2 separate regions of the Homo sapiens genome follow, and region 1 is linked to region 2. The links are chromatin contacts, found by Hi-C or POLR2A ChIA-PET in ENCODE. All regions are on one chromosome and are shown on one strand. Each heading gives the region's core, a stretch centred on a gene start or an enhancer-like site at or near the end of the contact. The rest is flanking DNA. Distances are from core to core; before and after follow the strand shown.

What was found. A loop is a pair of places that touch in the nucleus more often than their neighbours do. ChIA-PET counts read pairs that join two places held with the same protein, here RNA polymerase II (POLR2A). Pooled maps may share reads with other maps.
Region 1: a loop to region 2 is called in a map with no recorded cell type, with 5 times the contacts of the local background. The contact joins the promoter of TYMSOS here to the promoter of SMCHD1 in region 2. A Hi-C loop is called at or near these places in 3 of 37 single-sample maps with no recorded cell type and 5 of 50 pooled maps. POLR2A ChIA-PET finds 5 or more read pairs at or near these places in 1 of 52 experiments (MCF 10A).

What each region holds. Positions count from the first base shown.
Region 1 is chr18:657,041-663,265 of GRCh38, reverse strand. It overlaps TYMSOS (TYMS opposite strand RNA), which reads left to right and starts at 4,975. Exons shown (of 2, transcript NR_171001.1): 1 at 4,975-5,424. It overlaps TYMS (thymidylate synthetase), which reads right to left and starts at 5,613. Exons shown (of 7, transcript NM_001071.4): 1 at 5,319-5,613; 2 at 3,552-3,625; 3 at 946-1,120. The coding sequence starts at 5,523. It also overlaps a transcript of ENOSF1 not described here. RefSeq lists enhancers at 4,901-5,020, 4,888-5,387, 5,388-5,889 and silencers at 5,251-5,300, 5,471-5,650.
Region 2 is chr18:2,652,567-2,657,937 of GRCh38, reverse strand. It overlaps SMCHD1 (structural maintenance of chromosomes flexible hinge domain containing 1), which reads right to left and starts at 2,212. Exons shown (of 48, transcript NM_015295.3): 1 at 1,677-2,212. The coding sequence starts at 1,862. It also overlaps the pseudogene CBX3P2. RefSeq lists silencers at 1,510-1,689, 1,920-2,369 and an enhancer at 3,404-4,033.

The DNA of each region.
Region 1 (6,225 bases), core at 3,726-6,225, 2.0 Mb after region 2:
TGGCCATCAGAGAAATGCAAATCAAAACCACAATGAGACACCATCTCACACCAGTTAGAATGGCAATCATTAAAAAGTCAGGAAACAACAGGTGCTGGAGAGGATGTGGAGAAATAGGAACACTTTTATACTGTTGGTGGGACTGTAAACTAGTTCAACCATTGTGGAAGTCAGTGTGGCGATTCCTCAGGGATCTAGAACTAGAAATACCATTTGACCCAGCCCTCCCATTACTGGGTATATACCCAAAGGACTATTAAATCATGCTGCTATAAAGACACATGCACACGTATGTTTATTGTGGCACTATTCACAATAGCAAAGACTTGGAACCAACCCAAATGTCCAACAATGATAGACTGGATTAAGAAAATGTGGCACATATACACCATGGAATACTATGCAGCCATAAAAAATGATGAGTTCATGTCCTTTGTAGGGACGTGGATGAAATTGGAAATCATCATTCTCAGTAAACTATCGCAAGAACAAAAAACCAAACACTGCATATTCTCACTCATAGGTGGGAATTGAACAACGAGAACATATGGACACAGGAAGGGGAACATCACACTCTGGGGACTGTTGTGGGGTGGGAGGAGGGGGGAGGGATAGCATTGGGAGATATACCTGATGCTAGATCATGAGTTAGTGGGTGCAGCGCACCAGCATGGCACATGTATACATATGTAACTAACCTGCACATTGTGCACATGTACCCTAAAACTTAAAGTATAATAATTAAAAAAAAAAAAAAAAAAGAGTGTGAAACGGCCTTCATGAGGCTTAATTGTGGCTTAACCTGGCACCACCCCTCACAAGGTCAAAGCTATACATCAGCTCCTGTGACATTGACTCATCCCCCAGACCTTATCTAAAACAACGGAGCAAACACATGCTAGGAAGGGCACCCGGGAAATGGAAGGCATTGTTCTATCTCCTCACCTGATTCCATATCTCTGTATTCTGCCCCAAAATGCCTCCACTGGAAGCCATAAACTGGGCCCAAGTCCCCTTCTTCTCTGGTGGAGAATCCCAGGCTGTCCAAAAAGTCTCGGGATCCATTGGCATCCCAGATTTTCACTCCCTTGGAAGACAGCTCTTTAGCATTTGTGGATCCCTGGAAGAGATGGGGAGAGCAGAGCAGGCATCCAGGTAAATCCTAAGCCATCTCAGTTGATCCCCCCGAGACACCACTTACAAGGGCCTCTGGCCCCTGCTGACTTGCTAGGAGGTGGGCACTTGACACCACCCATATGGAACCCATCCTTTTTTTTGTTTTTTGAGAGTTTCGCTCTTGTTGCCCAGGCTGGAGTGCAATGGCGCGATCGTGGCTCACGGCACCCTCCACCTCCCAGGTTCAAGCGATTCCCCTGCCTCAGCCTCCCGAGTAGCTGGGATTACAGGCATGCGCCACTACACCCAGCTAATTTTGTATTTTTAGTAGAGACAGTGTTTCTCCATGTTGGTCAGGCTGGCCTCGAACTCCTGACCTCAGGTGATCCGCCCACTTCGGCCTCCCGAAGTGCTGGGATTACAGGCGTGAGCCACCACACCCAGCTGCCCATCCTATCTTTAAGTAGGCTGGTCCCAGCCCAGATTCCTGAGGGCTTTAGGACAGTCTGATCCCTTCTTTGGAACCACCCTCCCAGATCTTTTCTTCCATTCCCCTCAACTAAGCTTTTTAGGCTAAACACCTCCAAGTGCTTTTAAGTATTCCACCGATCTGACAGTTTTATGTTTCTTAATGAAATGTGTTGTCTATATGTAATACCCCAAAATGAATTTAATGCCTACATGCAATCTGTTCAATGTATCTTCTACCTGGCATACAGGATATTCCTAATGATCAGACTAATCAGTATTTTACAGTGCAGGTGCCTCAACTCCTGTATTTGATCGAGTCACCAATGGAGTAACTCCAACTATCAAGGTGAGTCTGACATTCCTGGCAAGGATTCCTTAGAATCCTGAATTGAAGCATTAAGTTGAAACAGGGGAATGCATTTTATTTCTGAGTATCTTGCTTCCTCCCTTTCTATTGTTGAGTTTGTCCCGATTTTCTTTGATTGAGAAAGAATCAAAGAAATTTCCAACAAATCAAAGAAATTTCTCCAATTGAGAAATTTCCAACAAATCATTTCTCAATCTTTTACATATTGCTTCAAAAGTCTCTCCTTTTCATCCATTCAGACCAGGCTCTAGCCAGTTTAAGAATGTTGTCTTCTGAGGTTTCTGATGATATGTTTCAAATCCAAGGTTCATTGTTAGTCAAGATAGGCCAATACAGAACAAAATACCCCAAGAATACAGAGCTAAGGCAGACCTGGGGCTGGATCCAAATTGAAGCCCTTTCTAAAATGGGATAAGAGGGCTTGGGTCTGGCTTGCCCCAAGACCATACAAGCCATACCAAGTGCTCTATAGAAGGGATCCCAGCTTCTAGTATGGCCCAGACCTGAGCCCAGACCTCAGCCACCTTCCAAAAAGCACTGGTCAGAAAGAACATCGCTGGTTCTAGACCAGGACACGGAACACAGAGAAGCTTGGTCTGGGCTGCTGCCTGTCTTCACAGCACTCTGGCCCCGGCCTGAGGTACCTACTCAGCCCTCTGGAAGGGGTTCACCTTGTTACTGAAGAGACTCTTCTAGAATTTATATGAACATGGGAACACAGGTGGTATCTACATTTAGTGATCAATATATGTTGACTCCTACTATGTGGCAGGCTGTGTTTGAGGCCCTGGCGATACAACAGTGAACACGAGAAACAAATCCTCTGCCCTCATAAAGCTTACAGCACATTTCACTTTTACTACCTGCTGTCCCCCTTCTAACAGGGGAAGGGAAAGGCTGACATACATCAGATGGTGATGTTCGTCTATGGAGAAACACCAAGGAGGTTGGGGGAGAGTCACAGTTTTAAATCAGGAGGTCTAGGAAGGCTTGCCCGAGTGGAGTAGAGACTCAAAGGAAGAAGCCAAGTGTGGGGGAAGAAGGTTCCAGGGAGTGGGGATGTCCCGGTGTGCTCAAAAACTCACAAGAACAGCAGGGCTGGTGCAGAGAGCAGCAGCTAAGGTCAGAGCTGAAAAACGGACACCATAAGGACCGTGGCTCTTACTGAGTGAAATGGAGCCACTAAGGGCTTGAGGGTGAGGAATGATATGCTTTGACCTTTGGTGGTGTCTTTTTTTGTTTTTGACATGGGTTCTCCCTCTGTCGCCCAGGCTGGAGTACAGTGCCACGATCTCAGCTCACTACAACCTCCGCCTCGTGAGCAATTCTCATGCCTCAGCCTCCTGAGTAGCTAGGATTACAGACATGCACCAGCACACCTGGCTAATTTTTTGTGTTATTAGTAGAGACTGGGGTGTCGCCATGTTGGCCAGGCTGGTCTCAAATTCCTAACCTCAGGTGATCTGACTCAGCCTCCCAAAGTGGTGGGATTACAGGCGTGAGCCACCACACCTGGCTGCTTTGAGTTTTGAAAGGATCTCACTGGCTGCTGTGTTGAGAACAGACTACTGACTTCTAATAGCAGCGACTTCTTTACCTTGATAAACCACAGCAACTCCTCCAAAACACCCTTCCAGAACACACGTTTGGTTGTCAGCAGAGGGAATTCATCTGAAAAACAATTTGCCATACGGTTTCAAGATGGGAAGACAGATCATGCCATCCAACTTTCTTCAGGGAAGAAAACTGCCCTGGGACGTGAGGCCCTGGAGCATCCAGAAAGCCTAGACTCCCGCAAAGTGGGCCAGAGATCACGGTGGAGCTCCCAGGCTGCAAGTCCCATCAGTGGCCCGATTCAGGCTGAGACAGCACTTCTGTGCCCCGGTGACCAGTGGACACAGGAATTCCACACAGTGAGATGGTGGCGAGGGCAGGGATGAACATGTGGCAAAAGGGAGGAGCTATCATCCACTGCCCACTAGTGCTAATCCTGTCACAAAGGTGTGAAGACAACACCAAGCATGTGTCCCAGGAACAAAAAGGGAGGCATCAGAAGTGTCGAGCCACAGAGAAATGAAAGTGTAAAAACTTATCTTTAAATGCAGTCCTCGTTCATCCGCACTCGCTTGTGGTACAGTTTATATTCAGACAACAGAGAGATTTTTGCAAGCACCTGCTTTTATCAGAATTGCCTACTAAGCATTATTTTCTCCATTTTTAACATATAGGGAAGCTATATGAGAAGTAACTTGCTCAATGTCTAAGCAGAAAGGTGGGTTAAAAATGAGGTCTATGGCTCATCAAAGGCCCCTGGGCTTGGAGCTGCAGAAAAGTGGATCCCTCTCCTCAGACAAAACTCCCCACGCTGTCCCACGCCAATCAGCCACAGCAGCTGCTATGTATTCGTCTCTAGATGGGTCCGTGGGCCGGAGGGCTTTTCCGCTAGCTACAGTGAATCTGCTTCACCACGAATGGGTTTCCCCATTCAAAACCACCTCCACCCCTGTGTCAAGGCTGCGCTCCATTTATCTGAGCGGTCAAGGTCAGCCCCTGGCTCACACACCTTCGAGTCCCCTCCCCCGCGCAGCTGGCGCAGGATCCAGGACGGCAGGACGGTGTGGCCTTAGGGAGGGCCAACGGCTGCCTAACGTCCTGTGCCCACCCCGCCCCGCCCCACTGTCCCCTGAAAGCCTGGCGCCAATGACCCGCGAGACATTTTTTGCCTGGGGTGCTCCTGTCGGAAAGGAAAGAGGAAAGGACGACTAAGAACTTATACTCGAACTCCCGAATTTCTCTTTTCAAGGTTTAAGAGGAAAGCTGGTTCGTGGGGATTGGATGGGAGGCCACCAGGAAACCAAGTTCCCGCGCCAGCTTCAGTGCTCTCCTCTTCCCGCCGCCTTTGCCCCGCCCACATCACTTTCGCTCCAGTTTTTGAAAACGCTGCGAAGCGGAATGGTCCACAGGGGAAAACGGAGGAGGGGCCAAAGCCAGGACTTTGAGACCGGCGCGCGGTCAAGCCCAGGCAGCTCTCCCTAACCCTCCAGCACTGGGCAAACGCTGCCCGATGACGCCCGCCTCGGGGGCCACGGCATCACTGGGGCGACTGCGAGCCCGGCCGCGGAGCCGCTGGGACGCGGCTTACCTCCCGGCTGTCGCTGCTGTGTGTGTTGCCCGCGCCAGTCACGTCCCTAATGGGACCCTCCGTTTCGGCGTCTGTAAGGCGAGGAGGACGATGCGTCCCCTCCCTCGCAGGATTGAGGTTAGGACTAAACGGGGTCCGCAGCGCCCGGCAGCTCCCGAGCGCTCTCCCCAGCCGCGCCTCCCTCCTTCCCGCCACCCGTCCCGCAGGGGCCCGCGGCGTCACCTCTCAGGCTGTAGCGCGCCTGCATGCCGAATACCGACAGGGTGCCGGTGCCCGTGCGGTCGTCCTTCCTGACGCCGCAGCGGAGGATGTGTTGGATCTGCCCCAGGTACTGCAGCTCCCCGTGCGGCGGACGCGGCTCGGCGTCCCGCTCCTGTGCGGCGGGGGGCAAGGGCCGGCGCGGCAGCTCCGAGCCGGCCACAGGCATGGCGCGGCGGGCGGGGGACGGAGGCAGGCGAAGTGGCGCGGCGGGACGGAGGCAGGCCAAGTGGCGCGGCGGGACGGAGGCAGGCCAAGTGGCGCGGTGGCAGGACCCCTTCCGCGCGCCTTTTCCCGCGGCCGTCCCGCGCTCCGCCTCTTCCTGCTCGGCGGGGTCGCGGCGGCCCCCGCTCTAGAGAGCGTGCGCCAGGGGGAAACGCAGGAGCCACGGGTGTGGCACAGAACGGAGCCCAGGGCCACAGCTGAGAGTCTTAGGAAACCCGGGAACCTGGATGCAGGTGCGGTGGCTGGGAAGGACTGCGCCCTTTGGGAACCGTCTGGTCGACCGCGCCTTCTCTAAGCCAGCAGCACAGTTCCCACGTTTTCCTGCGGTCTTGTCAACAAAACTGCTGTTTGAGATCTGTTTCCTACAACTAATAAGGGATTTGCATTTCCATTTCTTCGTTCTCACTGAAGCAACCGAAGCAAGTGGTATAATGCAGCTTTTCTACTTGATTAAAAACCGCCAGGGCGCTGGACGCGGTGGCTCACGCCTGTAATCCTAGTACTTTGGGGGGCCGAGGCGGGTGGATCACCTGAGGTCAGGAGTTCAAGACCAGCCTGGACAACATGGTGAAACCCCCGTCTCTACTAAAAGTACAAAAATTAGCTGGGCGTGGTGGCTACTTGGGAGGCTGAGGCAGAAGAATTG
Region 2 (5,371 bases), core at 963-3,462:
GGTGGCGCTCACCTGTAGTCCTGGCTACTTGGGAGGCTGAGGTGGGAGGATCACCTGAGCCCGGGAATATTTGGGCCTGGGAAAATGTTTATTACAGCATTACTTAAAATCAAAAAAATTAAAAGTAATGTAAATGTCAACAGAAAGGAGAGATTCGGTTATGTAAATAGTGGTAGCAAATGGACCATTTCAAATTTTGATTTGAAGACCTACGTTTAAAGAAACTTCTGACACTATTAAGTGAAAAAATTAATAGAATATAAAACACATATTTTAGTAATTTAAAAAATGGAGTGGGAAGGAGGAGGAAGGCTGAAAAGACATAACCTCAGGTGCTAAGAGTAGTCATATAGTAGTTTTACAGCGAGTAAAAGATTTACTTGTTTCCCCCCTCTGGTTCCATATTTTCTTTAATGTACTGATATTTTTACTATAAACACAATAAACGTAAAAAGTTTCCCTTTTGTAGAATGGTTCTGAATAGAAAGCATTCAACAAAAAAGATGAGCATTCATTCACTTTTCAAACACAACGGGAATCTACTACGTTCAGGCACAGAATTAACTTGAGGGGATAGGTTTTTGTCTTCATTCATTTATCCATTCTAATCTGGGCATTTACAATGTCGCAGGCACAGTTCTAGACGCTGGGACTACAGCTGTGAACAAAAGAAAGTCCTTACTTCTCCAATCGTTTTCATTCTACGGATCACGATTTCAATTATTTCAGCAACCATACAGTTATATGGTCTAGAACATTTCTAAACCTATCAGCCTCACGACAAAACACGGCTTCAAAGTTCTTTTTTTCCCTTGGACGCTAAGTGTTCTTAACAGCTTAAAAAGGGACCTCATATGGTTAATTCAGAGCATGACAATATTCCTTCTTCAAAGCTCAGGCAATGCCACCACCTCATATCTATAAAGTACATCACAGTTTAAAGCGGATTTCCCTCCACGTTCATTTTCAAAGCGAACCAATACACGGGGTAGGTACGTTTTCTGGTGCTCCACAGCCACCCATACCAACCTTTGACTTGGTTTGGAAATTCCCAAGGGTTAGGGCTCAGACAGGCAGAAGGCCAGCTCTACCTGCAGAGCTGACCTGGACAAGTGTCTCCGTGCGGAAGGATCCCCCCCGCCGCCCCGCCCCAGAAGGACCTGCAACCTCGACAGGGCAACCCGGGGACACCCCGCATCATCTAATGAACTTGGGGGAGATGACTCCGGGCATTTCACAACTTCCCACCGTCGCAACACTCACAACAGAGCCCCTGGGCGTTAACTCCCTTCTCTCGTTTTAAAAAAGTTACAAAGTAAAAACAGACACCACCAACGGCTTTCCCTAGACTGCAGGGCCGCAACCGGGCTAAGCTCGCCCAGGGCCAACAAACGCTGAGCTCTCCACCCGGGCCGGCAAGGCCTCCCGTAAAAGGAGCGGAGGCAGAGGGAGGGCCACGGGGGAGCCGGCCCTGCACTTCGAGGCCCGGGCCAGGGCCCGCCCGAGGCGTCCGGCCACCAGGTCACGGACATGGCGGGCACACGGGAGAGGGAAGCCAAGGCCGCAGGACCGGGACCGGGTGACAGGTTTATTGCCCTCAGTGAGCAAGTTGAGTTTCTCATCACCCTCCCGCCCCCAAGTCTACACGCGCATCCCTTCCTCGCCCCTTCGCGTACCTGACACACACACGCGCGAAATCCCGCGTAGTCCGAGCGCTCCCCGACCTGCAGAGGCCGGTCCCCGAGCTCGGACTCCTTTTCGCGCCGATCAAACAAGTACACCGTCCTGTGGCCGACGCCTCCGCCATCCTCCTCAGTCCCCACAGAGGCCCCACCAGGCCCGCCGCCGTCCGCCGCTGCCATATTGGGGAAAAGGAGAAAAGACAGCGACGCCTGCCGCCGCCGGGCTCAGGGCTGAGGTGCGCGCTCCGCGCGGCGCCTTCAGCTCCAGCTCCCGGGGCGGCTCGAGGCCTCGGCCCGGCGCGCTGCAGCTCCTCGTCAGCGGCGGCGGCCGAGCAGCGGCAGGCGCGAGGATCACCCGGGAACCGATTCAAACGCGCTCCTGCCCGTGCACCACGTCACTTCCGCGGCCCGCCACTCCTGAGGAGAAGGGGACGCGCGGCGCGCTCCTCACCGGGCCCGGGCCCAGCGCCTATCGCCGCCCACGCGAGCCTCACGGTGCGACCCGCGACCAGCGCCGCCGCCGGGACTGTGGCGCAGGAGGAAGAGCGGTGGCGGGTGGCGGGCGGCGGGCGACAGCGAGGGGCGGGGCGAATCCAGCAGGCCGCGCGGGCAGGGGCGGGGCTTCGCCGCGCGCGCGCCCGGGGCCCGCCCCCTCGGCCCTCGCGAAGTTGGAAGGAGGCTGAGTCTTTCGCGGCTGCCTGCGCCCTGCGGGTAGTCCTCAGAGGCCGAGGCGGGAGAGCAGGGCTCGGGGGCAGCGGGGGAATCTCCCGAAGAGCTGTGTTCTCTCTGTGGAAAGGGCCCCGCTGCCTTCCCGCCTCTCCAGGATCCCGACTGAGCTTGTAGGTGCCGCGCCGGCTGACTGAGCCCTCTCTGGCTGGGTCGCGTGGACGCGGCGGCGGGAAGCTTCAGGCCGGCGGTACTCGCCGGGCGCAGAGTCCACCAAAGCGAGCACGTGGGTCCCTCTGCCGAGAAAATAGGCGCTACGAGAGCCGGCGCCCCTTTTTCCTCCTCATTTCTTAGTAGTACTGGGTGGGCTCCAGCGTGGGCCCCCGAGGCAAAGCGGGTCCGTGAGAACGTCAGAAGGGCGCTCTGTGACGTCACAGCGTCCCCGCCCCCCGCACCCTCTGGGGGCCCTGGAGCGCCGACGGCATTCGGGGTACGGGGGTGACTCCAGCGCCCTAGTTTTAACGCTGCCTGCGCTTCGCGGTCTCCCACGTGCGTGTAAATTCTGAAAGAACCCACGCCACAGTTACTAGGGTTAAATTAGATGTTCGCAAAATTCTTAAGGCCTAATACGTTTTCAATCAAAGCCTTTAATCGTCGTTACCGGGCAGCGTTTCATTAACTATCCTCATCGTGGGCAGGTAGTGCCCTAACTCAACAAATAAAATGCCATTGTTAGAGGACTAGGTTTACTCTCCAGTTCTTAGAAATCGTGAATACTGTATACTTGAGAGTGGTATGTAAATTCAGAAACCCAAAGGTAGCAGATAGAGGGGTTTTTCAAATCTCAGAATATAAGCCTGGATAATAGTGCGTTTTCTGTTTTACTAGGTTTGCTAAAACCTTATATGGACAGACTTACAAAGTTAGTGTTATGTTAGAAACCTAGATTTGCTTGTGGATGTCAAGACGTTTCAAGATCGTGGGGAATGTGTGTATAAATTGACTACACATATACTAGAGGTAGACACCAACTAGAACGAAATTGTGAAGGCGTGTTTGGGGAACATACATTGTTTGGCTGGAAGTGAGGAGAACTGAGCGGTAGATGGTGGAAGATAAAATTGGAAAGACATAAACTGTGGCCAAATGCCGTTCATGTTCCTTAAGGTGGAGGTGGAGGAAAAGAAAACAAAAAAGTAACCCCCGATTCTAATGGAATTTCTTTGAAGTCTGATGTTTTATTTACCTTTCAAATTCATGCGAATGTCTCATTCTATTCCTTTATATAGTGGTATTTGAGTTAAATGACTCAAAGAAAAACACAAATTGTTTTTCTAATTCTTAGTTAATGGGTAAGATGAATTGCCTCTCTACTTCAGCAAATTGAGATTAGAGCTGGAGATTCGTCATCAGGGCAATTTCTCATTTCTTTGTAATACCAGATTATACAAGCACACCTCTTTCATGTCTTTAGAAGAGATTTCAGGATCATCTCTAAGAGATTTTTTTTTTAATGGTGCCAGAGAAGTGTACTGCAGTATTATGGGCAGCTCTTGATGGGAACATTGATGTCTTACCTTGTTGAGAGATCGAGTCTGAATCAGTTTCTTAATGGCAGTATGGCATCACTTTTGTTCTCAGAATATCAAACAATTTTTTCATCAAAGAAAGATGACGAGTTTGTTCTTTATTTAATTGTCATCACAAGTAAATAAAAGCGTTTGAAATGACCCACTTCCTTAATGAGTTCTCTTCAATTGACTCTTAGTTTTTGTTAATTAGCTATCTTACTACAGAGTAAAATATTTAAGTGGCCTTGTATCAGTTATTTATTGCTACATAACGAACTTCCCCAAAACTTAGTGGCCCCTGAAGAAGTTCCCCATTCCCTTCTTCCTTGCATGTAGCTCAAGTTTGAGTCAGGCAGGATTTGAGATGCCACAGACCCAGACCAGGTGCAGCTCAGAGATGGTGAACGAGATGGTGAACAATAGCTCTTCATGTCTGCAATTAAAAATGGCCTCCAGTAAAACTACAGTCGTCCTTTGGTATCCTTGGGAAATTGGTTTCTGGACCGGGACCCCCATGGATAGGAAAATCCAAGGCTGCTCAAGTCCCTCATATAAAAGAGCGAAGTATTTGCATATAACCTACATACATCCTAGATTACTTATAATACCTAATGCAATATAAATGCTATGTAAATGGTTGTTATACTGTATTGTTTTTCATTTGTATTTTTTTGTTTTATTGTGATTTTAAAATATGTTCTATCCTCGGTTGATAGAATCCAGGAATGCGGAACCCGAGGATACTGAGGGCCACTGTACATTGCAAAAAAATGGGACAAAAGACTTAGTGGAAAGGGTATAAAAGCTGATGAAGCAGAGCCTGAGGATTTTGTGGTGGAAAAAGTACTACACCAAGGTGTGGTGAATGGGAAGGTGGAATATTCCCTGAAGCGGAAAGGATTTACACTTGCTGACAATAATTGAGAACCTGAAGAAAACTTAGATTTTCCTGAGTTCATTGAACTATTTCTTAATCCTCAAAAAAACTGGTAAAGGAAAAGATAGTACAAAAAGAAAATCTTTATCCGAGAGTGAATCTGATGACAGCAAATGAAAGGGATGCTGCTGAAAAACCAGGAGACTTTGCCAGAACTCTTGATCCTAAGCAAAGAATTGGTGCCACAGACTGCAGTGAAGAATTAATGTTTCTAATGGAATGCAAAGACTCAGACGAGGCTGACTTGGTGCTGGCAAAGAGGCAAACGCAAAGGGGCAAACACGAAGTGTCCTCAAATTGCAAATTATTTTTATGAAGAGAGACTAACTTGGCATTCCTGTCCAGAAAATGAAACTCAAAAATTGTTGCACTGCAGTATACTGCCATATAGTGTGTGTGTGTGTAAAACCTAGGTCTTGATTTTCTTATTAGTGTGAAATACTCTATTTTTAAAAAAATAGAGATAGAGTCTCACTATGTTGCCCAGGTTGGTCTCAAACTCTGGGCTCAAGTGA